Linked DNA regions of Homo sapiens: region 1 is linked to region 2. A link is an interaction called in ENCODE POLR2A ChIA-PET data of the cell type or tissue named here. Cell type or tissue: MCF 10A. All regions are shown on one strand. Links, peaks and the distances in the headings refer to the core of each region. The heading gives the core; the rest is flanking DNA. Region 1 holds the start of LOC102724357 (a long non-coding RNA gene). Region 2 has its middle 38 kb from the start of THBS2.

Region 1 (15,951 bases), core at 5,067-10,066, 230 kb after region 2:
AACCCGGGAGGTGGAGGTTGCAGTGAGCCGAGATCGTGCCACTGCACTCCATCCAGCCTGGGTGACAGAGTGAGACTCCATCTCAAAGAAACAAAACAAAACAAAACAAACTATTTTGGCCTTTAAAAATATACTTTATTTTTCTCTCTTATCAAAATGCTTACTTTCAAGAAATGGATCCCAGTTTACACTAGTAATTGTCCATGTCTTTGGAATACCTGCCTGTGCTCCTGGGAGGTTGAGCTATTTCCCCATTTTACACATATGGGAACTGAGGCTTCAAGGAGTGAAATAATTTTGCTAAGATGGAACTGTAATGAAAGCACCGAGGTTTGCAGCCGTAGGGGTCTCATTACACAGAGAAGGCCGTTCTCCTGCAATGCACTGTGTGTCATGGCTAAACTCTTTCACAGCCCCGAGTGGCTCTCTGGCATGAAGCTGGTCACATAGTTTTCTGAATTTGCAATGCAGTAATTATCTAGGGTCAAGATGAAGAATTCTGTAGGAGAGGCAGCTGGGATATCTTGGTGAATTCCCAAATACTTCTATAGCCACAGGGTATTTATGAAGACCCATGGTGATGGTCAGCATTCCTAGCAGGGGTTGGGAGCATTCCACTTGACCCCAGCCCTGCTGCTCCGTCCGTTCAACTGGGCTGCTCTGGGGCTGGTGCAGCCTCTCAGGATGTGGAGTCAGGAAACCCAGGAATCCCATTCCTTGCTCCAGGCCACCCAGAACATCAGGGTGGGGCTGGTGTAGGAGCTGCAGCCTCCTGTTGTTGGTCTTATCCAGATTCCAGGCTTCTCTAGCAGACATTCTAATGTAAAGTCATATTTTGGAAAGTGATTTCATCATCTGATTCCCAAGTTTTTCTCCAGAAAATTCTGCTTTTTCATCACTTCTCAAAGGCACACTTTTAAATAAAAACCATAAAGTGTTGGTTCATATTGTTTATTCTTGTGTACAAATCTGCTGTGTCAATAAGAATAAGGTACTTTTGAAATGTAGACACACTGTGGTCCTGATGCGTTTGGTTCAATTCGGGTGAGTGCGGCTCTCGGGATGCCCCCAGTTACAGCGCCAAGTGGGTCCTTAGCTCTGGCCTCTCCCTAGCTGTGATTCCCTGGTCAAAATTCGCTCCCTAATTCTCAGGAACAACTTCAAACTCCTGCCATTCTCTTCAAACCTTGGATTTCAGGTGAAGTCCCAGCCTCAGCCGGATCTGTCAAAGGGCACTGAAGTAGAAACTGCGTCTCGGGATATGTCCTGCCTTGAGGCGAGTGCAAGGGGCTTTTGCCCGGTCACTCCCAGGCCACAGACTCATCTGGGGCTTTGGATTCCTAAGCACTCCTCCCTCCCGATGGGACACCCTGTTCCACAGCCTCTGGATACTCTCATGAGGTCTGTGGTGTGGACCCCAAGCAGCAAACCCACAGACGCACGCTGTGCATGGAATCTAAGAGGATCTGGGCAGGACCCTGGGTGGTCCGGGGCTCCGGGGAGCAGAGGCCACACTGACATTAACTGGGTGAGGATTTTACAAGGAGGAATGCCTGTGCAAGGGAAACAATGTGGGAGAGTGGCCAGGCTGGGACTCGAGTTCTACCCCAGAGGAGGACAGAGAGAAAGGAGGCTGGGAGGATGCATCTTGGACCTCTTTGTAGACTGAGAGACTGCCACTGCTGCTGCAGAGCCCCAAGGCCAAAGCCAGCGGTCAGAGAAGCCCAGCGCCTCCCCAAGGACGGGCTCCGCTAAGCCTTCCTATCCACGTGAATGTTGCTGAGGAACAGCTCCCAGGCAGTGCAGCCTTCACACTAAGGCAGCAGTGGATTGCAGATGGTTGCAGCTGGCGTCCTGTGAAGACATATTCATTGCCGCGACATCAGACATCATAAACGTGCATATGAGCACCAAGGAAGCACACGGTGTTGTATTCATCCATTTTCACACTGCTGTAAGGAACTGCCTGAAACTGGGTCATTTATAGAGGAAAGAGGTTTAATTGACTCACAGTTCAGCATGGCTGGGGAGGCCTCAGGAAACTTACAATCATGGAGGAAGGTGAAGGAGAAGCAAATACCTTCGTCACAAGGCAGCAGGAGAGAGAGAGAACCAAGAACCAAGTGAGGAGCGCCACCTTTAAACCATCAGCTCTCATGAGACTTCCTCACTATCACAACAGCCTGGGGGAAACCGCACCCACGATCCAATCACCTCCTACCAGGTCCCACCCTCGATACATGGGGATCACAATTTGAGATGAGATTTGGGTGGGGACACAGAGCCAAGCCATATCAAGTATGTTCACAGAAGTCTTATTCATTATGACCTCAAACTGAGAACACATCAAATGTCTATCAGCAGTAGCATGTATCAATAAGTAACGGTGTCTCTTTTTACAATGAGTTACTTTACAGGAATGGCATCTTCTCTACTGCATAGGACATGGATGAATGCCACAAACATCATGCAGACTAGAAGGGGTCAGACGCAAAAGACCATGTGTCACGTGACACCACGTGTGCTCAGCTTTGAAACAGACAGAGCCGCTTTGCAGCGTTGGCCCTCAGATTAGGGGTCACCTTCTGGAAGGAAGGGAGGGAGGGTGAGGAGGGCAACAGAAGTCCTTCTGAGGTGTCAATAGTACTCTATTTGCGATTATTGTCAACATAGTTTTAATCTGTAAGCAACTTGCTTAAATGTTGACAGTTATTTTGTGTGCATGTGTGTATGTTAACTATAAACCCAGCTCCCTGGTTTATAACATTTGATATGAATGGTTCCTTAATGCAGAATCAAAAACACAGGTAGGTGCACAGTCCTTGTGCATGAAAATAATTGCTACAACCATGTATTAATACGTGGGGCACAAAAAATCATGGAACCTATCTTTTTTTTTGGTTAACAGTATAAAGAATGTTATCACTCACAGTGCTATTGACTCAGTCCAGGCACTGAACTGGACACCAGGCGCTCTGAGAACAAATTGCTTGGATATTCCTAGGCTTGTTTATTTTGACATCAGTTAAAAGTAATATTGTGAAGAAGGATGGAAATAGATGTTGAAATGCTATCTGGCAGGGCAATGATTCCAATGCTTAGCACGAGGTCTGTGGTCGGTCCAGCTTGAATTCCTTTTCTCAAGATAGGTCACCTCGGATTCTCTAAGAAATGTGCACAATGCTTAAATAAAATGCCATTTTTGTCAAACTGTGTAGACACACAAAACTCAAACAGAAAATTGGCACCACAGTCCCACTTTCTGTCGTAAAACCATCTTCTCCCTCAGGCTGATTCATTCGGTCATAACCCAGCAGCCCATGAGTCTCTAAGCACCTACTGTTGGTGGAGCCTGAAGCTGTATCATGCGCCTCGAGGGGCTGACTCACAGCCCAGGGCTCAGCCGTTCACAGCGACCTCAGCGTGACTCACGCTCAGGACCCAGGTCCTGTCCAAAGTTATTAAAGCTGCACTCAGGCCCTCTGTGCCTCTGACTATCGCGTTCCTTCACAATTATTAGCAGAGAACCCCTCCTGGTGAGAGCAGGCTGAAATATCTGAAATTCATTTTCTTTTAAGGGACTCCAGTTTGGCACATAAATTTCCCCTCTTTGCTCTCCCCAGAAAACACACTGTGAATCTGGCATTTCTTTTTCATCATGCTAAGAACACATGGGAACGTCATAGTTTTAATTTACTGTATTGCATGTATTTAAGGTGTGTGACACGCTGTTTGGATCCAGTGATCTGGTCATGCACACTCATAGGGAAGCAAGGACTACAGTCAAGCCAATTAATGCGGACATCATTTCACACAGTTGCTGTGTGTGTGCGGGCATGGTAAGTGTATCAGTCAGGGTTCTCTAGAGGTACAGAGCTAATGCAATAGATGTATATGTAAAAGAGGAGTTTATTAAGTATTAACTCACCCAATCACAGGGTCCCACAATAGGCGGTCTGCAGGCTGAGGAGCAAGGAGAGCCAGGCCAAGTTCCAAAAATGAAGAATTTGGATTCTGATGTTCAAGGGCAAGAAGCATCCAGCACAGGAGAAAGATGTAGGCTGGGAGGCTAGGCCAGCCTCTCGTTTCAAGTTTTTCTGCCTGCTTTATATTCACTGGCAGCTGATTAGATGGTGCCCACTCAGATTAAGGGTGGGTCTGCCTTTCCCAGACAACTGACTCAAATGTGGATCTCCCTTGGCAACACCCTCACAGACAAACCCAGGATCAATACTTTGTATCCTTCAATCCAATCAAGTTGACACTCAGTATTAACCATCACAGTAAGGTAACCTAAAATTTACTCTCTTGGCAAATTACCAGTGTAAGGAGCAGGAATGAACACCTGGGAAATGGGAGGTTGTAGGTCAAACAGTACAGTTTCAGCTTTGTAGGATAAGTCTAGAGATCTAATGTAGAGCAGAGAAAACACATATGTGTTAAGGGTTTCAAGGAGAACGCTAGGAGCTCCCAGAAAGCCAGAGGTTTGTCTCTTTGGCCACCCACTCATGCAAGACGCATCCCCTGCTCTTGTTGTCAAGGTGACGCTGACGCAGATGGACATTGGAGTAATGAGGTCAGAAGCATAGCCTCAAACTAAAGAATGCAATCAACCAGCCAAAAGGCAAGAATTACCTTAAAATAACATAACAATCACAATAAGAAGCATGGCCGTTCTAAGGATATTCCTCGGAGCAAGCATGTTTAATGGAGCTTCATTCTAAACATTGCCCGAAATGAGAACACGAGTTCTCACCAATAGTGAACAGTAAGTCATGTGTGTGTAATTCTTGCCTATAATGCCAGCAGTCAAATCTGAAGCTTCCTGAATACTTCCTTTGGTTTCCTTGCTCCAGGTTCCTCCGGGTTAGTGGAAGCCAAAATGGGTGGCCTCATCCTGGAGATGTATTCACCTACACAAGCGAACACAAATAGTATTTCACTTCCTATCAGTTTCTGCACGGTCCTCTGAGAACTACCAGACAATGGGCAGTAGCTCAGTGGATACACAATCCACTCAGGACTTCCAGATCACTTAAAAACTGGGGCCCGGTAACAAGGAAGTCTGAATTAGCCCTATTTTCCAGTGTTAACACACCACCCTCACGCAAATGCTAGGTGCACATCAAAAAGATACCCTTGATTTTTAAAAATGACTTATCCGTGTAAGTGATAAAAATGAGAAGTCAATGGACTATGGTGTAACTATTTTTAAACCCTTTGCCTGTCTCATGTGCAAAAGCCAATTCAGATAAAAAAGTATGGAATTTAGTCAAAAATAATGTCTGGCGGCCATGGATGGCAGAAGCCGTTTTAGAGGCTGGGACCCTGGACGCCTGAACATGGAGGCTTTGACGTCTCCCCGTACCACCAGCCTCTGCCAAGAGTTGTCTTTGGAGGACAACCTCACTCAAGATAATCTTTCCTTTCTCTTCTGAATCTGGTTTTGTACTTTTTTGGTTTTCCCTCTCAGCTTCCCTCAAAGAACATGGTGATTTTTCTAGATTTATCTAGGGAAGAAAAACAGCAGATTTAAATAGCCATTGTAGCAGCAATGCCATTTTGGCTGCGTTTATGACAAGCAAGTGATCCGTGGTGCTGTTTACTTGGTCTGACATTTTGGTTCTTTGGTGAAAGTGTCTTATAAAATGGGGGTTGGAACTGCCTGAGTCAGTGGACAAAGGAAATCAGATTTATAGGGAGGTGAAAATGAGCCTTCTGAAGTTAGCCTCGTGAGTAGGTTTTGCGTAGATACCTACAGATTATGCTGAAACAATACAAACTTTTTTTTTTTTTACTTACCAAGGTAGAAGACAGGTCTTAAGTATTTTGCAAAATCAATTCAGAATATCATTGTAGGATAAAAATATAAGTAATTATGTTAATTTTGTGTAGGAAATGAGCTTTTAATGAAAGAACAGAAATCTCATATGTGAACCAAATTGAGCAAAGGAATCTGTTTCTGTATTTCTATATTCTAATGTATGTTTTTATATTTCTATATTCTAATGTATGTTTTAACATACTCCATTGAAAGATTTCAGAGCAATAGCAACTCGGTACCAACGAAGACCTCTAGCAGTCATAAAAAAAAAAGAGAGAGAGAGAATATGACTTACTCTCTAGTGCTTTAGAATTTACAAGGCACTTTTTTACAACCACATATATTTTATACTTTGATTCTTTTAGAAGCTCTGTATCGGAGGTGGAAGTTAGTGTAACTTTATAAATTAACAACAAACTGTGGTTAAAAAGAAAAGTCACATTATGATGCTAGAACACCGAGAGCAATGTTTAGGCCAAGTTTGCAGGGCTCCATGTCTGCTTCTCTTTATCCCGCCCATTGTGATTGGCTCCTCTTTATCCCTCTCATTGTGATTGGCTCCTCTTGATCCCACCCATTGTGATTGGCTCCTCTTGATCCCTCCCATTGTGATTGGCTCCTCTTGATCCCTCCCATTGTGATTGGCTCCTCTTGATCCCTCCCATTGTGATTGGCTCCTCTTGATCCCTCCCATTGTGATTGGCTCCTCTTGATCCCTCCCATTGTGATTGCATAGATTGTATCATATGCAAAATATTTGTTGGCAACAGATGCCACATTAACATCACTTGGAAAAATACTTTTGCTAACACGCTCATAGATTCCTTTGTTCGTTCATTTATGAAGCAGATGGCAATTAAGCGCACAGGCTTCATGCTGTGTCCCACTTTGTCCTGACACCGGAACAGTGCAGAGATTCGATCCGTAACCACTCCTGTGTGTGTGTGTGTGGGGGGGGGGGGGGGGGTGCATATATTTGATGGCATTCCATGGTTAAATTTTATACTAGAAATTCATTCTACATTTTAAAATGAAATGTTACTGCCTTAAACTCCATATTAGGAGACAAGGACTTGCAAGGGAGCCACGCACACAGCACATACCCAAATAAAAGTTATTGAATAAATATCAACCAGTTTCTTCGTCTTAGACTGGCCATGTCCTAATAACATTGCACTTGCTGATAATCAGCACTGACCAGGCCCCACGTCTGCTCTCTTCCTGTGCCAGTTATGCCTTTTACGCCATGTGATCAGGGAAGATACAAAAATGTGAAAGGTCATCTTAAAGCGTTTTCTAGGTGCCTAGTATTAAACCAAAACTTTGAGATGATGGAAATACTGATAAAATAAGCACTGCTTTAAATACGAATTTTTTTCTTCCATTACACATCTTAGATCCAGATAATGCAAACATAAAATTTTCTTACTACATCGGCATCAGAAGATGTGACTATCTAGGAGACTTCCTGACTAATAAATGCTCATTTTACTGAAAATACCAGAATGGAGAGATACTTCAACTGTTATTTCAGCATTTGAGAAGCTATAACACTAACCAAAACAAGTCAAAAGGAAATTTGCTTTTGCAATTCACCCTGCATTGTGTTGGGTTGTATGCGAGAGAATTATGAATTTCACATGAAGTTTTGAAAACAGAAATTGACATGGAATCACTGTGAGTAAAAGTTTAATGAAAAATATCTGGAAGAGATTATGGAGTAAAATATATTAGTTGTAAAATTGATAGACCCTAAAAAAATTATAGACATCCTGGAAAAAGTGTGAGTTGAAGCCTTTTTGCTTTCTTAAGAACTTATTTTTGGTAAATGTATTTTGCACAAATGAGTCTTTAGCTAAGAAAACATTACCCAGTTTAAATAATGGAACCACAATTTAGAAAGGTGTGAGCGGGGAAAGTGGCCACTTTGGAAAGGATGACTTGGAAAAGTCAAGTGGAAACGAATTTTGGAGGGGGGTAACGAGTGGGCTAAAGTTGATTTATATTAAAAAAAATACTGCATAAAGGGTAACCACAGGCATATAAGTATTATTTTTAAGGTTCTGAGTTCAGCCAAGAATAAAGATGCATAAAAAAGAAATAAAAATTCTGTCCCAAAGTATCTTGAGTTCTCTTTTCCAAAAACATGATCAAATATTCTTTGAAGTCAACATGCAGAATCAATAATATTATTAAATAAGGTGAGTCATTTCATATTCTTCGTCTTAAACAATAAGGCAATTTTAGAGTTTAAATGTTAGGGTGGGTAATCAAGACGTTGCCATAGAAATTATATTTGTTAAAATGAGTTGCACCCCTTTTTAAACAGTAAAGGAATACATGTTTGGAACATTTTTCTACCAGACGTTGAACAATGAAACCCAAGTTAAGTTCACGCTAAACCTTGGGCTCTCTTTTTCTTTCTTTTCTCTTTCTTTCTTTCTTTCTTTCTTTTCTTTCTTTCTCTCTCTCTCTCTCTCTCTCTCTTTCTCTCTTTCTCTCTTTCTCTCTTTCTCTCTTTCTCTCTTTCTCTCTTTCTTTCTTTCTTTCTTCACTAACTGTCTTCACTCCACTCCAATTCTTTGGTGAGACCCCGAGGTTCTGTGCATGTTGGCCCCACATCGACTTTTCTATGGTTAACGTTACTCAACAGCTCTTCAAATTGGTAAATACGTGATTCCAGGCTACTGAATATTTCTTCAAGAATTAAGGTAACCAAAGATTTTATAGTAATATCATATGTAAGCGTTTGAAATGGAAAAATTGCTAAACCTTAATGACATACAATGTATCTAATCACAGTGTCTGGAAAGTAAACAGTTTTTTACTGTTTATCACCTTATATAAAATTCAGGGGAATAATCATCAAAACAGAGAATTTAGCTTAGAAAAATGGACATTATTGAATTCATATCCTGTTTGTCAGCATCCTCTGGGAAACAGATGTCAAGCTGGAGTTAGAAACCGCGGAGACGGATTTGAACGTAATACCTGAAAAATGAAGGGAAGAAAGGGTGGGAGCAGGCGGGGGAGGAACAGAACGGGAGCAGGTCTGATGCTCGTGAGAAGGCCTGGAGTAGAGGGGACTGGGTGGAAACGGCCTCGGGCGGCTGCTCTGAGGACGAGTTCTAGGGAGCGCCAGGCTGGAGGCCTGTGGGTCCACAGGCGACACCCGCAAATCAGAGGCACAGCCCAGCTGGGAAACGCGCAATGCGCTGCCTTCTTCACATTCTACCAAAACGTTCCCGTCATCAAGGCGTGTGTCGCCAGCGCCCCAAATCAAATTCAGAGACGTTATTCACTCTGTGTCTGTGAGCTTTCCATTTCTGTTGTAAATTATGGCCCTAACTTCAAAGAGGAGCTAGCAAAAATGATAGATAAAATGTTGAACCGCTATAATGGAGATGAACAGGGGCTCTGGGGCTCACAAGTGAGGTCTGAGGCTCAGACCAGCTGTGTTATCGGGAAGCTTTTTCCAACCGTTTTGTATAAATTAACAAACCCCAAGATTACCACATTTTGTCCATTGACTGCTCCAGAACTTGAATTCCACTGAAGGTGGAATTATTTTACAGTTGGTTCTTCAATAAATTTAACGAAACATAAACTATAAGAAAAATGAGTCTTTTTTTCCCCTTTGAACATCTGCAGTTTAAACCAGGATCCAGCCTATTAAGCACAAATCAAACCCATTTGGATTACTTTAATCCTGATAAATGCCTGAGCTCCAAGACATTCTTACCGCTGATTTAAATCCGTCCACCTTTCCAGACACTAAAAACTCTAAAACTCACATCTCCGTGCAATACAGTAGCTTGTGCTTCAACTTCCAGGAAGCAAAACAATACAATCTGGTGAGGATATTCTTTAGCCAGGTTGCTCTACATTTAGGGAAATCCCATGGGCTGGGAGACTGACTTCATTCACTTTCTTTCAAACGAGTCTTTAAGAACACCGCTATCAATCTTTGGTGTCCAGCCGTGACGATTATTTTTAAAAGTACACATGTGTTTCAACAGGAAATAGTTTCAAAATTTGGTTGTATTTTAGAGGAAAATAAAACATTGTAAACTTTATCCCCAACTTTATACCTTGAATACAGAATCAACAGGCAAATCATTTATTTAAAGAAAATTAAATTAGATTTTTTCCATCATTTATCATTTTCTTTTCTTCTTGAAGTGGAAACTTGCCCAGCAAGCAAAGCCTTGAGTTGTTAAAAGGCAAAATGGAGACTCACATAGTGTCCCAGGCCCCAAGGTACAGGCTTTATGAATATACTCCCTTTTGTATATCAATTTTTAAAAAGTAATAATTTTTTTCCAGGGTAGAAAGAGTAGATTCAAAGAACTGCAGAAGAATAAACTTGAAATGAGACTTGGAGGTGCTGTAGTTTAGTCCTTTTATTACACAAATATACAAACTGAAGCCTAGAGTGCTCCATTAATTTGACCAAAAGTTAATAGACAGGTGGTAGCTATGGAAAACAACGTCAAAAAATTATAATAAAGTTTTGGCTTATCTGTTTTTGATATTATAATATGTTTTAAAGAGAATAATTTTACAGGTATGGTGTAGTGGCATAAACAGGCAGATGCATCATTCCAGAAATGAACACAAGCATTTACTAGAAACTGATTTTATTAAGGTTAACAATAAAAAGAGCAGAAGCTGACATCAGAAAGATGGCAGAGTAGAAGACCCTATCATTTGCACCTCCAAACAGAAAACAACAATTAGCTATTCACAAGCTAACATAACCCTGGGAACGTTCAGAAGTCAAGAAGTTGCAGCACCACAGTGGAACGAGAGAGAGAGAGAGAGAGAGAGACAGAGAGACAGAGACAGAGAGAGAGGAGAGAGAGAATAACTTCACAGAAAGGGTAGGGGGACCAGTGTAATTTTGCCTGCATCACCCCATCCCCAGGCTGGCACAGCTCAGTACCGGGAGGAAGTTCCTTGGCCTGTGAGTTTCCTCATGAGGCAAAAAGGCAGCAGCGTGAGTGACCAGCTTCCTGAGGCACTGCCTGAAGCACCTGCTTCTGTTTCAACCCACCTAGATAACTGGGGAAATCCTCATCATTGACACATCTGAATATAGCTAGGAATAAAGAAGAAAAGTGCCTGTTAGTATCAGCAATGCAGTGGGTACCAGGGCAGTGCCTCATGGCCCGCTCTGCAGGGGACCCAGTAGCCTTTGCCACTAGAATTGCAACAGCCCTCGCAAGCACCATGGACCTCCCATCATGTTCACTGCCGAAGACCCCATAGTGTTCACTGCTGTGGACCCCAGTGGACTGCTCCATAGGAACTCCAGCAAATTTCTCCCTGGGAAAGCCAACAGCCATTGCAGCTGACAAAGACTCCCCACAGATCTCACCACCAAGGGCCCTCACATTTTTGCCTTTACAGACCCCAGATGCCTAAGCCACCACTCCCCTTCCCCTACTGCTGGAGCTGCCCTAGCCAGTGTGACGGTTGGTGCTGCCCTAGCCAGTGTGACGGTTGGAGCTGCCCTAGCCAGTGTGACGGTTGGAGCTGCCCTAGCCAGTGTGACGGTTGGAGCTGCCCTAGCCAGTGTGACGGTTGGTGCTGCCCTAGCCAGTGTGACGGTTGGAGCTGCCCTAGCCAGTGTGACGGTTGGTGCTGCCCTAGCCAGTGTGACGGTTGGTGCTGTGGCTTCAAACCCAGGACAGCCACTGTCCATGCCCACAAATGTCCCTCCCACCAGCAGCCCCTGCACCACTATCACATGCATGCTCACGCTCATACAGCTCCCACCGCCAGCCCTTGGGCTTGCTTTCCTGGAGGCAATCACAACTAGACAACTAGACCTAGACGTGATGCTGAAGCCCCCACAGCCACCGTGGATTTCCCCAACAGCTTTTGGCACTGAGGGCCACGCAATGGCCAGTGTCATAGATCCCAGCTGCCTGAGTCGCTGAGCTGCCACCTGACCCTCTGGAGCTAGAGCCACTGCGTGACGCAGAGCCACCCGGTGCCCTGCACACCACCAGACCCAGTGCCATAACGTGCTTCTGCACGCCCTTCTCAGTAGACATGCCCACGCCTCTCCCCTCAGGTGAAAGCCTTTCCTTACTGAAGTAGCCCATAAGGTCTAGAAGAGGTGACTGCTTATTCACATGTGCAGACACCAGTGCAAGAATATAAACAACACAAAAAATACAGATGCATAACACTGGCAAAGGGACACGATACACTTCCAGAAGTTATTTTAAAAAATGGAGATCTACAATTTATAAAAAATTAAAGTAATTGTTACAAAGAAGCTTAGAAAAATGCAAGAGAACACAGATAAATGATTTAACAAAAATTAGAAAAACAATACAAGAACAAAGTCAGAAGTTAACAAACAAATAGAAAACATAAAAAAGGACCAAACACAAAAAGTGGCACTGAAGCATAAAATGACTGAACAAAAAATTCAATAGGATCTTCAACAGCAGATATTAACTAAATCAAGCAGAATAAAAGAACAGCTAACTCAAAGACAGGCTATTTGAAATCACTCAGATGGGAAAGGAAGTAAAAACTGTTTAAAAAACTCAGAAAGCCTAAGGACTTACAGGACATCATCAGTAAACTAATGCACACATTTTGAGAGTCTTAGGAGGAGAAGAGAAAGAGAAAGGAGCATAAAACTTATTTAAAAAATAATAGCCGGGCGTGGTGGTTCACGCCTGTAATCCCAGCACTTTGGGAGGCCGAGGCGGGAGGATCACGAGGTCAGGAGATCGAGACCATCCTGGCTAACATGGTGAAACCCCATCTCTACTAAAAATGCAAAAAAAATTAGCCGGGCGTGGTGGCGGCCGGCGCCTGTAGTCCCAACTACTCAGGAGGCTGAGGCAGGAGAATGGCATGAACCCGGAAGGCGGAGCTTGCAGTGAGCCAGTAAGCTGAGATCGCGCCACTGCACTCCAGCCTGGGTGACAGAGCTAGACACCGTCTCAAAAAATAAAATAAAATAAAATAAAATAAAATAATAATAATAATAATAATAATAATAATATTACATACTGCAAATCCAGTGAGGAAATAGACATCCAGGCTCAAGAAGCCTACAGGACCCCAGAGGGTAGAATATAAAGTGGACTACACTAAAACACATTATAGCTAAACTGCCAGAGGTCAAAGTCAGAAAGAATTTTAAAAGCAGAAAAAAAAAAAGTGACCTGCTTGTCACATACTAGGGAACCTCAGTAAGTTTATTAATGAGTTCCTCAACAGAAACTTTACAGGCCCAGAGAGAGTGAGGTGATGTATTCCAAGTACTGAAAGAAAAAAAAAGGACAACTAAGAATACATATGCTGCAAAGATACTCTTTAAAAATGAAGGAGATAAAAAGTCTTTCCCAGACAAAGAAAGAATGAAAAAGAGGTTTTTTGTTTGTTTGTTTTTATTTGTTTCCCATTACACTTGCCTTACAGGAAATGCTTAAGGGAGTCCTTAAATGGAGCTGAGAATGCGCTAGCCTGCAGCATGCGAGCATATGAAACTATAAAGCTCACTACAGAGGTAAATACATAGTAAAGTACAGAATAATATAACACTGCAGTGGTGTGTGCGACACGCACATAATCCTAAAGTAAAAATTAAAATACAAAATTATTAAGAATAATAACCACCAAAATTTGATAATACATTTACAATGTAAAAATAAGTAAACTCTGACATCAAGAAAGCAAATTGGGGGAGTGGGTATAAAAGTATAAAGTTTATGTGTATAATTGAACTTAAGTTGTTACCAAATTAAATTAGAGGATAATAAATACAAGATTTAAACAGGCCTCATGATTACCAAAAAGAAAATATATAGTAGAGGCTGGGCACAGTGGCTTATGCCTGTAATCCCAGCATATTGGGAGGCTGAGGTGGGTGGATCACTTGAGGTCAGGAGTTCAAGACCAGCCTGGCCAACATAGTGAAACTTCATATCTACAAAAATACAAAAATTAGCCAGGCATGATGGCAAGTGCCTGTAATCCCAGCTACTCAGGAGACTGAGGCGGGAGAATTGCTTGAACCCGGGAGGCAGAGTTTGCAGTGAGATGAGATTGTGCCACTGTACTCCAGCCTGGGCAACAGAGCAAGACTCCATCTCAAACAAAAAAACAAAAAAACACAAAAAAAGAAAGATAAAATATATAGCAGATACACAAAAAATAAAGAGAAAAAGTCAAATCAAACTACTACAAGAATAATAAAACAACAAAATAAAACAGCAAGAGAAAGAGATCAAAAGAATTTTAAAACACACACACAAAAACCAAATGGCACTAGTAAGTCCTTACCTATTAGCGCTCACTTTAAATGTAAGTGGATTAGAGCCCCAATCAAAAGACAGAGAGTGACTAAATAGACTGTTGACTAAATCAAGAGATATGAGCTCTATAAGAGACTCACTTTAAATGTAAAGTGAACTTCCCTTACATAGGACTAAAATAATTTTTTAAAAAAATTCCGATTTACATTAGCAACAAAAATAATAAAATACTTAAAAATGAATTTAACTAAAGAGGTAAAACACTTCTAAAAATTACAAAACTTTGTTGAAAAAATTTTTAAATATACTAATAAATGTAAATACATTCTATGTTTATGAATTGGGATGAATGATTTTGTTAAAATATCAACATAATAAGCAGATTCAATGCAATCTGTATTAAAATTCCATTGTCATTTTTTAAAGAAATAGCAAAACAATTCTAAAATTTGTATAGAAATACTAAGTACCCCAAATAATCAAAGCAATCTTGATTAAGAAGCATAAAGCTGAACTGATCACATTTCCTGACTTTGAATTACAATAAAAAGCAATAGTAGAGAAGAAATCATGACAATATTTCAGATAAATTATGAGAGCTGGACCAAGATGGTAGAAATTGAGAGTGGAGCAAAATCCCACTTCCTTTCTTTGAACAATCACAACCTACTTAACCACAGTAATTTATTGTATGTTTTCTCTTCCATTTAACAGAAATGCATGTGGATCTAGGTAGGAAGTCTGATTAAGAGAGTCTGGGATGTCACCAGGAACAGGAGATACCAACCTTCATCCCTCCGCAAAAAAACAAATATGAACACCTGTTCACAAACCAAAATAGTTCTGGGAAAGCTCAAGGGCCCATTAAACAATCTTTAGCAACAACACAGTGAAACAAAATAGCAGAGAATATCCACACAGAAAGGATTGCTGGTAAGACTGGCAAACCTGGAATGTCAGGAGACAACATAGAACAAAGAAGAAAGGTGGAGGATTAGACACGTGGCAGGACCCATCATGGTCCCCAGTGGTGCTCCACGGAGAACACCAGCATCTTTTGCTACTGAGGTAACCAACAGCCACTTCTACTGGGGAACTGCAGAGAGGGGGATGTGGCTGCACAGCTCTTGTCAAGAAGCAGCCTCTGTTATGCTACTTCGGGACCACGGCTGCCGCCTCTCCCAGTCCTGCATTCGCCCGGATGCTTGAGCTACGGCCACCCTGCAAGTGTCCACCTTCCAGACCCTGATGAGGCTGCATGGTGCGTACCCACATGTTAAACATCAAGCCACCACAACGATGAGCGAATTTCCATACTAAGCAGCAGAGCCAAGGTCTCTTGGCATGTTCCCACGCTCTGGGCAACGGGCTAGACTCCATAAAAAGCCTGGCCCTGTCCAAACCCCGGAATCACTGTTGCTCTATGCATGCCTGTGCTCCTGTTCTCATCAATTAGGCTGTTTCACAAGCATCTACACCTCATGTACTGTCACCAACAAGGCAGCAAGCGTGCCTATGCTCTAGGCACAAGTTATGTTACCATCCAGGACCACCGAGCCATAGTTCTCCATCCACGTCCCGGATTTAGGCCTCTGCTTTGTTGCTGCTCCATGGGTGCCACTTGTCAGACATTTGTCTGACTTGTCACACTTGTCAGACTGGTGCCATTGCCAACACAAGTAGGCCTATAAGCCAGACCCCGTGCTTAGGGACCTTCTCAGGCACAACTTCTCCAGTGGGAGAAGAAAGATCAGAAGAACCACAGCAGCCATCACCACCAAAATCCCAACAACCCTTGTTGCCATAGGAGACATCCACGGTGTTGGCCGCTGAGTGTCC
Region 2 (15,951 bases), core at 4,353-9,352:
TTATCTAAATATGCAAATTCATTGTCATAAGTAGCCTAATATTTATAATCTTTTAAAATTGCTGTTTTTCCTTGCTGTTACTGGTTATTTTGACCTTTCTTTTTCTTTTCTTTTGATCTATGTTGCCAGAGGTCTACCTTTTTGTTATCGTTTAGTTTTCTCTGGAAAAACAGCTTCTGATTTTGTAGCTCCTGTGATAAGAATGTTTTCTTTTGCATTTTGTGTAGTTTATTTTAATCTTTCAATTCTCCTTACTTCTGTTTATGCTTTTTGCAGTTTAATTTTTTAATAAATCTTGAGTTGGGTTTGATTTTTTTCATTAAAAGAATACTTTTAGACTACAAATTTAGACTAATAGACTATGAATTTGCTTTTAAACACAACATTAACTGTATCCCATGAGTTTTGGTATACCATTTTATATTATCACTTAGTTCAAATGCTATTTTGAAATTTTCATTGTGTTTTTCTTATAAGCTGCAGTGTCATAATTTTATGTATCAATGACTCAATCACTGAATGCCTAGATATTTGGTTAAACATTATTTCTGGATGTGCCTAGTAGGGTGTTTCAGGAAGAGATTAGACTTCAAATCTGTAGACTAAATAAAGCACATTTTCTGCCCCAACCTGGGGTGGGCATCTTTCTATCTCTGAGGGCCTGATAGAACAAAAAGACAGAGGAAGGGAAGATTCACTCCTTCTGCTTTGTTGAACTGGGACATCAATTTTCTGCCCTCAGCACTCCTGGTTCTAAGGCCTTTAAACACAGACTCTAATCTATACCGTCAGCTCACTGGCTCTCAGGTTTCACACCGCACCACTGGCTTTCTTGGGTCTCAGCTTGCACAGAGCAGATTGTGGAACATGTCAGCCTTAATAATCACACGGGCAATACCTTGTAATTAATATATACATCATTGATGTGGTTTGACTTTGTGTCCCCACCCAAATCTCATTTTGAATTGTAATCCCATAATCCCTATGTGTTGTGGGAGGAACCCAGTGGGAGTTAATTGAATAATGGGGGTGGTTTCCCCCATGCTGTTCTCATGATAGTGAGTGAGTTCTCACGAGATCTGATGGTTTTATAAGGGGCTTTTCCCTCTTTGCTCAGCACTTCTTCTTCCTGCTGCCATGTGAAGAAGGACATGTTTGCTTCCCCTTCTGCCAGGATTGTAAGTTTCCTGAGGCCTCCCAGGCCTATGGAACTCTGAGTCATTTAAACCTCTTTTCTTTATAAATTACCCAGTCTTGGGTAGTTCTTTATAGCAGAGTGAGAATGAACTTATACAATTATGTTGGTTCTATTTATCTAGAAAACTCTGATTAATACATGAGGGTTGTTTGGAAACTCTGATGCTTAATATGGAAACACTTAGGAGTTCCAAGTTACCTTTTTGTTACTGATTTTGTAATTCATTTCACTTTGGTTAAAAATTATGTTGTGTACCACTTTGATATTTTAAAATGTATTAAGACATCAAATTTTGTCCTGTGTATGATAAAATTTTATAAGTGTCCTTGTGCTTTTGAAAAGTTTATTCTGCAGCTACTGAAAGAAATGCTCTATGTATGTCAGCATAACTTCAATTTCCAACTCCATCCTCACGTGACTGTCTTCCCTCTGTGTGTCTGTGTCCAAATTTCTCCCTTTTGACAAGGACAACAATAATTGGATTAGGTTTTACTATGACTTAATTTTAACTTGACTAAATCTGCAAGACCCTATTTCCAAATGCAGTCACCTTCACAGGTTTTAGGTGGACATGAATTTTGGGGGTGCACTGTTCAACCCAGTATGTTCTTTAAATATTTGTGTATTTTTAAGCTATTTTTGTTATTAATTTCTTGTTTAATTCCACAGTGGTCTCACAGCATACTCTGTATGGTTTCTATTCTTTTACACTTGTTCAGTTGTGAAATAGGAGTGTTGATTCCCAGAGTAGAGTTGGCCATGTTTATCCCATTATTGCCCCCACTCCTTCCATAATCTAGGAACACATAACATCATCTGAGAATAGCCCAGAAGCATGACAAGCAGGACCATGTTGTGGACTCTTACTGTTCTTTATACATGATACAACTGGAATTCAGACTAAGAGTAAAACTCTCAAATGTTATTAAGTTTCATCAAAGCTAATGAATCAGTAGCTTTGGGTGATAATAAAGCTATTATCCATGAAATAGTTGGTTTTGCCCACTTTTTTTTTTTTTTTTGAGTTAGAGTCTCGCTCTGTCACCCAGGCTGGAGTGCAATGGTGCAATCTGCAACCTCTGCCTCCCAGGTTCAAGTGATTCTCCTGTCTCAGCTCCCTGAGTAGCTAGGATTACAGGCATGCACCACCATTCTCAACTAATTTTTGTATTTTTAATAGAGATGGGGTTTCACCATGTTGGCCAGGCTGGTCTTGAACTCCTGACCTCAGGCGATCCACCTGCCTTGGCCTCCCAAAGTGCTGGGATTACAGGTGTGAGCCACCGCACCTGACCAATTTTGCCCATTTGGATAATTGAGTTTTTTTTTTTTTTTTTTTTTAGATGGAGTTTCACCCTGTCACCCAGGCTGGAGTGCAGTGGCGCAATTTTGGCTCACTGCAAGCTCCACCTCCCGGGTTCATGCCATTCTTCTGCCTCAGCCTCCCGAGTAGCTGGGACTACAGGCACCCACCACCACGTCTGGCTAATTTTTTTGTATTTTTTTAGTGGTGATGTGGTTTCACCGTGTTAACAAGGATGGTCTCGATCTCCTGACCTCGTGATCCACCTCCCACAGTGCCAGGATTACAGGCGTGAGCCACTGTGTCCGGCCCAATAATTAAGTTTTGAAAGTGTTTTTGTATGACAACAATAAAGATAGTGCTGGACACTTTCTCAAAAACATGATCAATGTCTTCTATATTGCAAGTCACGATAGTATTTAGCAAACTTGCTAATGAAAATGTGAAACACAGAGAGCCTTCAAGGTGGAAGGCAGCAGACACGACTGTTTAAAGAATGAGGACACCTCTGAGGCAAAACCTGTTGAAATTGAAGAAGAGAATAAAGTTGAAGAAAAGGAAGATGCTGGAGAAACCCCTACCCGCCCCCCGGCCAGCCACTGTGGCCATCATCGTTAATTTATGATCCATGCAACACAACATCAAGCCACTAGACCAGAATACGGATTCCTCCCAGTGAACATACTCCAGCAAATACACCAACAAGAATGCCTCAAGGCACAGGGGTTGCAAGAAACACCATCCAAACTGCCCCCCAAACTGTTCTGGCCATTGACCTCATACTTTTCAGGAGCTTCCCAGGGCAGCAACTGCCTAGCACCAGAGGACTTTGTTAGTACAGAGAAATAGTTCAAATATGCTAAAAGTGGTTTTTGCAAAATGAAAAGGTAAGCACTATGTGGAGAACCTACAGGAGGCCCCTAAGTATGGACTACAGGCAAAGAAGGAAGTCTTTGAACAGACCTGTGCAACTTTGGCCTAAACAACTAACAGTGCATTTAGCCTTTCAGAAGCACAGTTCTAAGAAGACCTTAGTTCCACTGAACATGCTGATGAAATCTGTTTGTGTACTGGATTCCTGTCGAAGCATGCATGGGCAGCCTCAATCAGGTTTACTGTGGATTTAGTAGACCCAGCAATTTCTGTTTATATGGGACTGATGTAAGCATGATTCTAAAAATACTCATTAAACCCTACTTCAAAAAATTAAAGCAAACTGCTATACATGTATATTGTGAAAAAGCTTTGTATCTCAATTTACATGCATTAAGGAAATATTTAAACATCTATAATGTTTGGGTAAACAGGTCATTATTACTTTAATACACAAATTTAAATTTAGTAAAGATTTCCAGATATAGGACTAAACTTTTTCATCGTATTACCTTTCTTTAGTATATTAATTATGCTTCTCTTAAAAATATTAGTTGTTGTCTCGGGGTTTGCAATGTGTATTTCTGACTAATATAAGTCCACCTTCAAATACCACTGTATGACTTAATAGATAGTGTAGTTAACTTACAATAAAATATTCCTAATACCTTCCTTCTGCCCTTTATAACATTCTTGTTCACTTCATTTATCTGTATGCTATCGATACCTGATATATTGCTACTATTATTTTTTAAAAGATATTGTTATATTTTTGATTAGTTAAAACAAAGAAAAATAAAGGATTTTATTTTACCTTCATTTATTCCTTATCTATTGCTTTTCCTTTCTTTAGGTGGATTCAATTTCTGATCTGTATCAATTTTCTTCTTCTTTAAAAACTTCTTACATTTCTTGCACAGATCTGCTGGTGATGGATCCTTTAGATTTTGTTTGTCTAGGAAATTAATTATTTCCCCTTTACTTTTGTAGTATACTTTTTACTATATATTTTTTATGTCAATGGTTTAAATATTTCATTCCACTGTCTTGCTTGCATAGTTTCAAAGCGAATTCTGTTGTAAGTCTTATTCTTGTTCCCATGCAGATCAGCTGTCTCTTGATTCTGATGCCTTTCAAGACATTTTTTTGTCTTTGATTTCCTGTAGCTTAGGTATGATATGCTTATGTATTCACCTTATTATAATTAATTGTTATTATTATAATATTTATCCTTGGTGTCCTCTGAGCTTTCTGGATCTGTGGTTTAATGTCTGTCATTAAATTTGAAAAATCCTTGGTAATTATTATTTCAAATATTTCTTCTCCAGTTTCTCCTTTTCCTTCTAGTAGTCTAATGATATGCGTATAAAATCTTTTAAATTTATTCCCAAGTCCTTTGATATTCTGTTCCAGTTTTCATTTGTTTTCCTATTTTCATTTTAGTTTGGAAGTTTTTGTTGTCGTATATTCAAGCTCACTGCATTTAAAAGTGCATTAAGAAGTGCTCTACATTATTAAAGATCAGAGATATGCCAATTAAAACCATGCAGAAAGACACCACACACCTGTGAGAATGGTTATAACTGGAGAGACTGGCCGAAGTGTTGCTGAGAACGTGTAGTCAGTCACTAGAACTCCCACACACTGCTATCGGAAACGTGAAATGATACCATCAATTTGGAAAACAGTTTGGCAGTTCTGTCAAAAGCTAAACAGCCACTCCCCAGATTGTCTGGTTTTTCTGACCCTTAGTGCTTACCCAGGAGAAATGTAAGGTTTGCCTTAATAAAGATTTGGGTGTAAACATTCATAGCAGCTATATTTGTGAGAGTCAAAAACTGGAAACAGCTAAAAATTTTATCAAAAGGTGAATGGGTAAACAGATTTTGGAATATCCGTAGAATGAAATACTGTTTGGCAATAAAATAATACAGACAACTGAAACCTTCAACAGCATGAATGAATCTCAAAATAGTTGCATGCTGGAGGAAAGAAGGCAGACAGGAAAGAGCGCACATGGTATGATTCCACTCACATAAAACTGCAGAGAATTCAAGCAAGCCACAGTGACAGAAAGTGGACTAGTGACTTCCGAAGGCTTAAGGGAGGCAGGGAGGTGCCAGGGAGAAGGGCCACAGACACAAAGGCAGGAGGAATCTTTCTGGGGATGATGGCTACATTCATTATTTTGGTTGTGTTGATAGTTTCATAGATACACATATGCCAACATTAATCAAATTGTACAATATAAATATATGCTGATTATTTTATTTTCATCATACACCAATAAAGGTTTTAAAGTTAAAACCAAACAAAAGGTCAAATATTGTATAATTCAATTTATAAGAAAATCTAGCAAAGGAAAAATGAATGTATAGTGATCAATGGCAAATCAGTATTTTCTTGGGGCCAAGTCTGTCAGGGAGTTTGGCAGTGGGGCACGTGAGCATGTCTGGGTGATGAAATGCTCTGTATCTTGATGGTGGTGGTGATAATTCTGCATATCATTTGTCAAAACTCATTGACTATACACATAAAATATATGCATTACACAGTAGGTCAATTATACCTCGACATATTCCATTAAAACTATCAAGTCCAGAGCAGGGTGCAGTGGCTTATGCCTGTAATCCCAGCACTTTGGGAGACTGAGGCGGGTGATCACTTGAAGTCAGGAGTTCAAAACCAGCCTGGCCAACATGGTGAAACCCCGTCTCTATGAAAAACACAAAAAAATTAGCCGGGCATGGTGGTGTCACCTGTAATCCCAGCTATTTGGGAGGCTGAGGCAGGAGAATCACTTGAACCCAGGAGGCAGAAGTTGCAGTGAGCCGAGATCATGCCATTGCACTCCAGCCTGAGTGACAAGAGTGAGAGTCCATCTCAAATATATATATACACACACATATATATATATACAAATATACATATATATACACAAAGTCCATTTCTTACACGTGGATTCTTTGAGTTATTTTTAGGAAAGATACAGATTTAAACAGCCACCATGGAGAGTAGCATTGAGAGTTCAAAAGATGAGAAAAGGGAATTAGAGCTTGAGCTGATGCTATTTCTTTGACTTAAGAATCATTCACACATTGGAGTATATCTGGGTGATTATGAAATATATCTGTACTGAGGAAATTTTTGTAGAATGTTTGAAATCGTGGAACTCTTCTGTTTTGTTTTCATGTAAGGAAACTTCACCTTAGAAATGGTGTTGACATCAGTGCAAAAATTATTTAAACTGTAAGAAATTCATGAGAGCAAAGAATATGTTTTGTTCTGGGATTTTGACTTCAATCCACCTAATTCTAATTATTATCCTGCAATAAAGGAATAAAATCATCTGATTTAGTCATATTTATACAATGTTCTTATTGGTAACTCCTTTGAAGGTTTTAATCATTTTTAGTAGTTGTTTGGTAATAAAGCCCCCCTTTTAAAGTTTAAATGTCAAACTTAGATGTCAGATGAGTAACGTAAAATGTTTGAGCACATACAATGGCCGTGTGTAATATCCGGAAGCATCTTATCAGACTTTTCTCAATGGACTTGTATCCTGAGAGGCTAAGGATGGTTTTAATTACTTGTTGAAGAACACAAGTCTATAAAATATTAAACTATGATGAAATGGAAAGAATATTTTGAGGCAGCTACAGACAAAACCCTGCCTGTCAAGAAGATGAAAGCCTGGAGATGAGTCACCTAGCAGAGGGAGATTGGATCATATTTCCTGAGTGAGGAGATCGCTTCCACAAGGCTGATTGCACAACCAGGATGGCCTCTTGCTGCAGGGTGCCGGGGGCTGGGGGTGAGCTCTGGGTCAACACCACTGAGGCAGAGTGGGCCTGTGAGATGTCCTGGTACAAAGGCCTCCGCTCTCCATGCTTCTGCAGGGCCCGCGCTCCCAGACGCAATCTCTGGGGCAAATACCTTGCTCCTGAGGATGGCATCTAAATCTAAAAATGTTGTGTAAATATGAATGAGCTCATGGGGTGCAATCCCTCTGATACACAATGTTTTCACAGCACAGGGTGATCACTGAAGCTGGAGTGTACTGAGAAGCGTGTTACTGATTTTTAGCTTTGCAGGGGATAAACGGTTTAAATGAGGAAGTGAAAGGCTATGAAAAGGAAAGAAGACTTTTCATCACCATCATGCAATGAATTCCTGCTTTAAATGCCTTGTCCCCACTCCAAGCACAGCAATGAGACCGACCACATGGGATAAAATGAGTGTCATAGGATAAAATGACACAAAGGTAAGCAGTCAGAGCGGGCTTTGCACTTCCACAATAAAACCTAAACACGGGGGAGGCGCCCCTGCCAGTGACAGGGGTGTCAGAGGCCCTGGGAGCCATGGCTTCTGCTGTCCCGGCCTCACACAAGGTCAGTGGTAAATCCAGAAGACAAAGTGTGGGCTCAGAAGACGAGAGGATGAGGGCGAGTCAGTACTGAAGGGACAGTGGTCATGTTCTCATGTTGATTAAACATTTTCAGCACTTTTTAAATCATATTCTTAGATGCCCTCAGCTAAACCTTTGCCCCCCACAGTCTGAATAAACTATTCCGCATGATTCTCACTGGGCCCGCCTTCAGGGAGTGCCCTAGCACAGGGCAGGGTTAATAATTCCTGGGACACAATTCCTGCCAGGGTCAGAAGTCACCAGCCCTGGTTTTATGAAAATGCAAGGTGGCCACAGTCTGAGAGGAATGTGGGCCCATAGCTGAGCCATGACGCTGAAGGACCAGTGCAGAGCCTGGCCAGGAGTGACATGCATGTTAGCAAAGAACCAGAAGTTCTTCCCAAAGTGGGAGCAAGAGGGTATCGTGATGTGATCATCTTCGTAATAGAAGGGCAGCATGCGGGGTTGGAAAGAGGGGTGGACGTTTGTTAGATAATGAGGAGGTAAGTTTAGAAAATTAAACGTAAACAAGACATTGAAGATGAACGGGTAAGCAGGGCAGCAATTAGGAAATGAATAGACTGATGGCCCAGTCCCTATATCAGACAAGGAAGGAAGCAGCTTGATGTATCATAGCAGGTGCCGAGGTTTGGAGAACGTAGGGTATTGTGAAGTGCAGAGAAGGGGCACTCAGTGGCTTGAATGTCTGTATTCCCATGAAATCCAGGTGTTGGAAGCCCCTCTTTCCAGGGGGATGGCATTAGGAGGTGGGACGTTCAGGAGGTGATGACGTCATGATGATGGAACCCAATGAACGGGATCAGTGCATTTATAAGAGTCCCAGAGAGCTCCTCTGCCCTTTCTGCCATGCGAGGATGCACACAGAGGTTACCATCTATGAACAAGGAAGCCGCCCAGACGCCGAGTCTACTGGCACCTTGATCTTGAAATTCCCAGCCAGCTTCCAGAACTGTGAGGAACACATTTTTGTTGTTTAGGAGCCACCCAATCTATGGTATTTTGTGATAGCAGCCAGAGGGATGAAGACAGGCACTTGTACCCATCTTTCGGAACAGGGAGGCGCTTCCTAGAGGAATTTGCAGTAAGCTGAGTCTTGAAGGCCAAGACAGTGGAAACCAGATGAGTGGGCCTGGGAGTGGGGAAGAGGCTCAAGGGGGAGGGAGCCGCACAGCACAGAAGAAAGACCAGAGAGGTTGCAGCTCAGCAAGTCAATTCATGCGCCGAGGACACAGGCACTCAAGTTGGTGGTGGCAGGTTGTAAAGATTCTTAAGCGTTCTTCTAAGAAAGCTCTTGTTCATCTGTTGGCCAATGAACAGCCACTCGAGGTTTAAAGAACCAAATAGACCAGATCTATGCTCAATGAAACCTGTTTTTGAATGATATGTATATTCTGGTAGTTGTGTGGTAGGGAAGAGAAACAGATGATTTACATAAATTCACTGAAACGAACTTGAAAGCAACCCAGATCATGGAGGGCTGGGATGAAAATCCCACACGAGCTGTGTGGCCTTCGGCAAGTTCCTCCAGTTCCCATCCTTCCCGCTCTTCCCTGCGACATGCCGATAGACAATAATGCTATGAAACAACTCCCGGCCCTCACAAGACTTTTTTTAAATTTAACTTTTGTTTTTTTAAGTTGAGGGGCACACGTGCAGGTTTGTTCTATCGGTACACTTGTGCCATGGGGGTTTGTTGTGCAGGTTATTTTGTCATCCAAGTGTTAAGCCGAGTACCCATTAGTCTCCTGGGCATCAGAGAAGGCTGGGGGTTGTTTTCAAGGAGTTATTTTCTATCAGGATGATGTGGCAGAACCCAGTAATGGTGCAAGCTCTGCTTGGTTTAGGGAAGGAAATAACTCATACAGAAATCTGTGGCTTGGAAAACGCAAGCCCAAGGGCCTGACCAGAAGGAATGAGGAGAGCTGGTTGGTGGAGGCGGTTTGGACAGGAGGTGGGCTAGCCAGGAATATGATACTTTGTACAGCAGAGCCTGGGATGCCGGAGGGAATTCAACCACGGGCTACTTATGCCGTCCAAGATTTCTCTTCCTTTGGAAGATAAACATGTTGGAACTGTGTTAAAGAGTCTTTTAAATCAAATATGTAATGAATAACAGCTCTGTTCTCGCTTTATCTCTGCAGAGCCTTGAGTCATGGGTATATCAGAACACCTGTGGATCAGAATGAAATGGCATGTGCTGTTGTAACTGGTTTTATGCATTCTGGATTCGTGTCCCTTCGCACCTGCTTACCCCCAGCGTTTACTCCACGTGTAATCACTTGCTCAATGACTCAGCCCTAAACAGCGGAAGAGAACGGCTTTGTCCATCTCAGTCCAGGGTGTGCTCAGCCCCTAGAACCGCGGGAGGCACATGCTTGGGCTGTGCTCTATGTGTAAGGTGGAGAAATCGCAGGCAAACCAATGCCTAGAGTCCCGGATCACGTACATGCTGATGACGCCAGGGACACTTTCAATAACATTGGGTTTCAGGGATAATCTGGAATTAGAATTTTTGTTGTACGTCATAAGATTAATTATTTATTGTGTCAAATTTTCCATCAGATTCCCCTCCTGGGGCTGAGGACTCTAGACACTCAGCAGGAAATAACTTTTCCTTTTTTCTGGAAAGATGGAACTGCAAATGGTTATAACATGACCTCACTCTCCTTTCCTCAGAACGTAGACCACACAGAGCAATGAGAAAATAAGACACTGTAGATGAGTCTCGTCCTCAAAGTCTGTTCAATTGGAGAGTGCGCTGACTTGCTTTCTGTGTTCTTTTATGAAGGAAGAGAGATTTACCTCTTTGCCTCGCATGAGGTTAAACATTGCAGCTGAGGGCCACCTTTGCATCTGCCCCAAATGCAATAGCGCAGTGTGGTTGGGTGACGCCCCACGAGAGGAAAATGATAGAAAATGTTCTGTCTTTGAAGCACTCCAGCCATTTGTTCCCACTGAGCTTGGCTCTGGCTTGTGGATAGATTCCACGGTACTCACATCCCTGTACTCAAACTGGTGACAAGCTCCGGGTCCCCAATTGCTTGGAAGCAGAGGCTCACCCAGCAGTGACCAGGAACAGGAGGGCCGAGGGGGTCAAGGGGCAGCTGCTGTCCCCGTCCTGGATGGAGATGAAAGGGAGAGCAAGACCTCCAGGCCACTGCCTCCAGGGGGCCTGGGACTCGTGTCCGCTCCACTTTGAAGAGTCAGAAGAAGGCCTAGGCAGGCAGGGGCGCTGTGTGGAATTCTGGCTGCTTCAAAGGCATCGTGAAATATTAATCTTTATCCCTTGACTTTCTGGAAAAGACGTGGCAAGTGGGTAGGACCGGCCCTGTGCCGAGGAGAGCAGTGACTCAGGGGAGGTTTCTCTTGGCACATCCTGTTCCTCACTCATCAGAGGCTTCTCCACACAGCCTCCTACTCCAGAGGGACGCAAGCTCTCCCTGCACAGGAGGGAGGGTGGCTGAGGACAGGGTCAGGGCCAGGGGTCTTTCCTGTCCCCACCTCGTCTCTCCAGTTCTGCCCGGCCTTCGTCCCCAGACTCCAGCTTCCTCTCTGCAGCAAAAGCCCCTGGAGCTCTAGCATTCCCGGCTTCTTCTTCCTCAGTCCCCAAATAATTCTAGTGGACTTAGTAGGCTGAATAACAGTCCCCAAGATACCTAGGTCCTAATCCCTGGAACCTGTGTCTGTTACTCTACGTGGCAAAAGAGACTTTTGTGATTAAGGATCTTGAGATGGGGAATTCTCCTGGGTTACACACATGGGGGCTAACACACGTGGGGGCTAAAAGCAGCCACGCGTGTCTTTATGAGAGGCAGGTGGAAGGATATTGACAGCACAGGGTGGGGAGCGGTCCCCACTGAGACTCAATGCTACCCTGCTGGACTGGGGGTGGAGAAAGGGGCTATGAGCCAAGGAGCCTGAGAAGTGGGAAGGGGTGAGGAAGCAGATGCCTCCATGGAGCCCCTGGAGGGAGGACTTGCTTCCATGGAGTCTCTGGAGGGAGCATTTGTCCCCAGAGGGCCTCCGAAGCCCCTACGGAGCCTCAGGAGGGAGCACTTGCCCGCATGGAGACTCTGGAGGTAGCCCTTCCTTCCATGGAGTCTCTGGAGGGAGCGTTTGTCCCCAGGGAGCCTCTGAAGGAATCACTTACCCCCACGGAGACTCTGGAGGGAGCACTTGTCCCCATGGAGCCTCTGGAGGGAGCACTTCCCCCTTGGAGCCTCTGGAGGGAGCACTTGCCCCCCATGGAGCCTCTGGAGGGAGCACTTGCCCCCACGGAGACTCTGGAGGGAGCACTTGCCCCCACGGAGACTCTGGAGGGAACACTTGCCCCCACGGAGACTCTGGAGGGAACACTTGCCCCCAGGAGACTCTGGAGGGAGCATTTGGAGTTGAGAAACAGATCTTAGACTTTTGACTTCCAGAACTATAAGATATAAGTGTGTTAAGGCCAACACATTTGGGTCATTTGTCACAGCAGCCATGGAAAATTAACACCATGGACAAATGTCTACCAGGAATGCAGTTTACAGTTCTCAGCCTCCTTTGCAGGGACTTAGGGCTTTGTATATGTTGTGTCTTTTTCCCAAAATGCTTGGGACCAGAAATGTCTCAGGTTTGGGATTTGTTTGGAATTTGGAATATTTACATTATACTACCAGTTGAGCATCCCAAATCAGAAAGTCCAAAATCTGAAATACTCCAATGAGCATTGCCTTTGAGAGTCATGTTGGTGCTCAGGTTTTAGATTTTGGAGCATTTTGAATGTGAAATTTTCTGATTAGGGATACTCACCCTGTACTAGATCTGATCAAAGAGATATACGTGGAAATACAATATCAACTTCTGGGATGCATTCTTAAAGAAAGCGGTCTGCCCTCTCCCCTCTGCTGTCCCTCCTGCAGGGTGGAATGCCGGCATGTTCTTGGAGCACGAGGCAGACTTGGGAACTGAGTCAACACATGGCGTATCACTGAGACAGAGCAGCCCCAGAACACACACCGGGGAGTACAGGAGCCTAGGCCACGTACCCAACATTGCAGGCAGAGAAAAAAGAAAGTGTATTCCATGTAAGCAAATGTTATTTGGACCTTTCTCTCTGTCTGACCTAATCATGGCTCACAGAAAGTAATCATACTCCTAATAATACATCAACTTATCTGATTTATCCACACAATCACGTAGATTAATGTATGCTTCTATTTCCTGGTCGCTTTAGCATAATATTGATCATAAATTGATAAATAGGAATAAAACAATATAATTAGATTAATTTACAATACGGTATAGTTGACTAATAACATTTTCACGATTTACATACTAAGAATAAATACATTTTTAATCAAATGTCTCCCCTAGGTGGTGCATTCCAGGCCTTAGAATAAAATTAAAAGGGAAATCAATGAAGACACATCCACTGTTCACACTCTCATCTTCAATGTTTGACCAGTGGCTGAACTGTTTGGAGTTGCAGATTGATATTTCTCTTTTATAGTTTTAGGTGCTTGTAATTGCTCTTTAATGCTCATGTTTACTCTTATTCTGTGTGTCTTTAACTCATAAAGACAGTTTTCCATGAGAAATGTGTCTGGGCCTCCTCATCTTCTCTGTGCCTCATTTTATGGGAACATCCTGAAGGGACTGCCCTCACCTGTCAGATGAAACCTTCCAATGTGATCTTCAGAGCTGCTTTTTCTCTTAATGGAACTCCAGGCGAACATCTTAAAATATAATAGCAGTGAGGTTCATAAAGTGTAAGCATCATTGACTCCTGTGTTCCCTCTGTTTATGAAACAATAGCTTTCAATAGCTTTTGTAAGTTGGTTTCCAAATATATTTTCTCTGAGGCTGATAGAGGCAACTTTATTTATTTATTTTTGGTTTTGTTGCATTTGCTTTTGAGATCTTAGTCATAAATCCTTTGGCAGACCAATGTTTAAAAGAGTTTTTTTCTAAGTTTCGTTATACAATTTTTATGGCTTCAGATCTTAGATTTAAGTCTTTAATTCATCTGGAGTTAATTTTTGTATATGGCCTGAGATAGGGATCCAGTTTTAGTTTTCGAAATGGGGCTACCCAGTTTTCCAAGCACCATTTATTGAATAGGGTGTCCTTTTTCCAATTTATGTTTTTCTATTCTTTATCAAAGATCAGTTGGTTGTATTTGGCTTTATTTCTGGGCTCTTTATTCTGTTCCATGGGCTATGTATTTACTTTTATAACAATACCATGCTGCTTTAGTTATTATAGCCTTGTAGTATAATTTGAAGTTGGGTAATGTGTTGCTTCTAGATTTCTTCCAATTATCTAGTGGATACTTTGTACACTATTTGGGTGATGGGTACACTACAAGCCCAGACTTCACCACCACGCAATTAATCCATGGAACCAGAAACCACTTGTACTCCTAAAGCTATTGAAATTTAAAAAAAATTCTCATACTCTTTGGTCCAGTATCCTATGACAAAACTGTCATAAGTGTGAAATGACACAAAAATAGGGATAATCATCACAGTATGGTGTATGCCACCAAAAGCCTGGAAACATCCAAAGGCCCATCAGTGGGGTCACTGGTTGAACAGAAGTTTGCAATCACTGCAAATAATGCACGATGCTTTCTGTACAGATATGGGGGGGTCTCCAGGATACACAGCTGTGACAGACACTGCCCTTGTCCTGCTCAGACCCTGAGCTCCTCAGACTCCTCCCCCATGTCTGGTGCACTGCTGGTCAGCTCACTCTGCTTCTGCCCTCACAGCCAGCACCTGCTGCTCTAGAAGAGGCTCCTGTTGGGACTCTGGAGCTGGCAGTGCAGGAGAGCACTGGCAGGGGCCCTGAGCTGGCACTGATCAATCAGTGTGAGCTGTGAAAACCCTGCCCCTTGCCTCAAGTGAGGGACACGCTCAGAGGTGCCACTCGTGTCCAGGATTCCTCTGCAGAATCAGAGCCAGGCACGGTCAGCTCAGGGGCTGCAGCGTGTGTGTGGTCACAGTCAGCACCACAAAAGCCCTTTTCAGTTTCAGGCCCTGCCTTCACTGCCTCAGTGATTCTTCAGCAGGGGAAATTTCTGTTTTGCATCGAGCTTTGCAAATTATATAGCCTATCTTGCCGCTGTAGGACTTCACCTGGAATTACAGCCTTGCATGGCGTTCCTGCTTTCCTGTCCTGTCTCTCCCATTCCTCTCTGTATTTTGGAGGGAGCACAATTTTTCTTTTTTTTTTGAGACAGAGTCTTGCTGTGTCACCCAGGCTGGAGGGCTCCAGCTCACTGCAGCCTTGACCTCCCAGGTTCAAGCGATTCTTCCACCTCAGCCTCCCAAGTAGCTAGGAACACAGGTGCACACCACCATGCCCTGCTAATTTTGTGTGTGTGTGTGTGTGTGTGTGTGTGTGTGTGTGTGTGTGTGTGTGTAGACAGGGTCTCGCTATGTTCCCAGGCTGGTCTTGAACTCCTGGGCTCATGCAATCCTCCTTCCTCGGCCTCACCAAGTGCTGGGATTACAGGTGCGACCCACCAGGCCTGGTCCAAGTGCCATCATAATACATCAATTATGCATTAGCACTTATTGAGTTTAGGTCAGGGAAACCTAACCTGACATGATTGTTAAGTGAAAAGGTCCATTGCAAAAAATTGTCTACAGTGTGCTACTATTTATGGGAATGTGTGTGTGCATGCATTTGTGTGCTTAGGTGTGTATGTGTATATGTATTTGTGTGTCCATGTGTTTGTTTGCATGTGTGCTTGTGTTAAGTGTGTTTGTGCATTTATGTGTGTGTGTATGTGCATGTTTATATGTGCATCCACATGTATGTTTGTGTGTTTTTATTTGGCTATGTGTGTGCCTGTGTAGGTGTGTGATTGTATGTGTGTGTCTGTGTTTGTGTATGTGTGTGTATGTGTGTTTTTGTGTGGTTATGTGTGTTTGTGTATGTATGTATATATGAGTATGTTTGTGTATGTGCATTTATGTGTGTGTGTGTTGTATGTGTGTGCATTTGTGTGTTCATGTGTTTGTGTTTGTGTATGTGCTTGTGTTGTGTATGTGTGCGTGTGTGTGCTTGTGTATGTTTGTGTTTGTATATGTATGTGTGTGTTTGTGTGTTTGTATGTGTGTATGTTTGTGTGTGTGTGTGTGGGTTTTTTGTGTA

Evidence for each region. ChIA-PET counts read pairs that join two places held together with the same protein. Peaks named below come from ENCODE experiments on the same cell type or tissue, not always from the same donor. Only the 100,000 strongest peaks of a DNase experiment are listed, where the experiment ranks them.
Region 1: POLR2A ChIA-PET joins it to region 2 with 5 read pairs; 3 of 35 experiments call an interaction of 5 or more read pairs at or near these places.

Annotation. Positions count from the first base shown.
Region 1 is chr6:169,058,151-169,074,101 of GRCh38, reverse strand. It overlaps LOC102724357 (a long non-coding RNA gene), which reads right to left and starts at 6,316. Exons shown (of 2, transcript NR_134619.1): 1 at 6,120-6,316; 2 at 4,678-4,913. RefSeq lists an enhancer at 3,089-4,288. In MCF 10A, for the core only: no CTCF peak of the experiment used is centred there; no DNase peak of the experiment used is centred there.
Region 2 is chr6:169,283,966-169,299,916 of GRCh38, reverse strand. It overlaps the pseudogene VTA1P1. Among named protein-coding and RNA genes, the nearest start is that of THBS2, 38 kb to the right of the region's middle. RefSeq lists a silencer at 7,027-7,227 and an enhancer at 14,652-15,153. In MCF 10A, for the core only: no CTCF peak of the experiment used is centred there; a DNase peak (open chromatin) is centred at 7,106.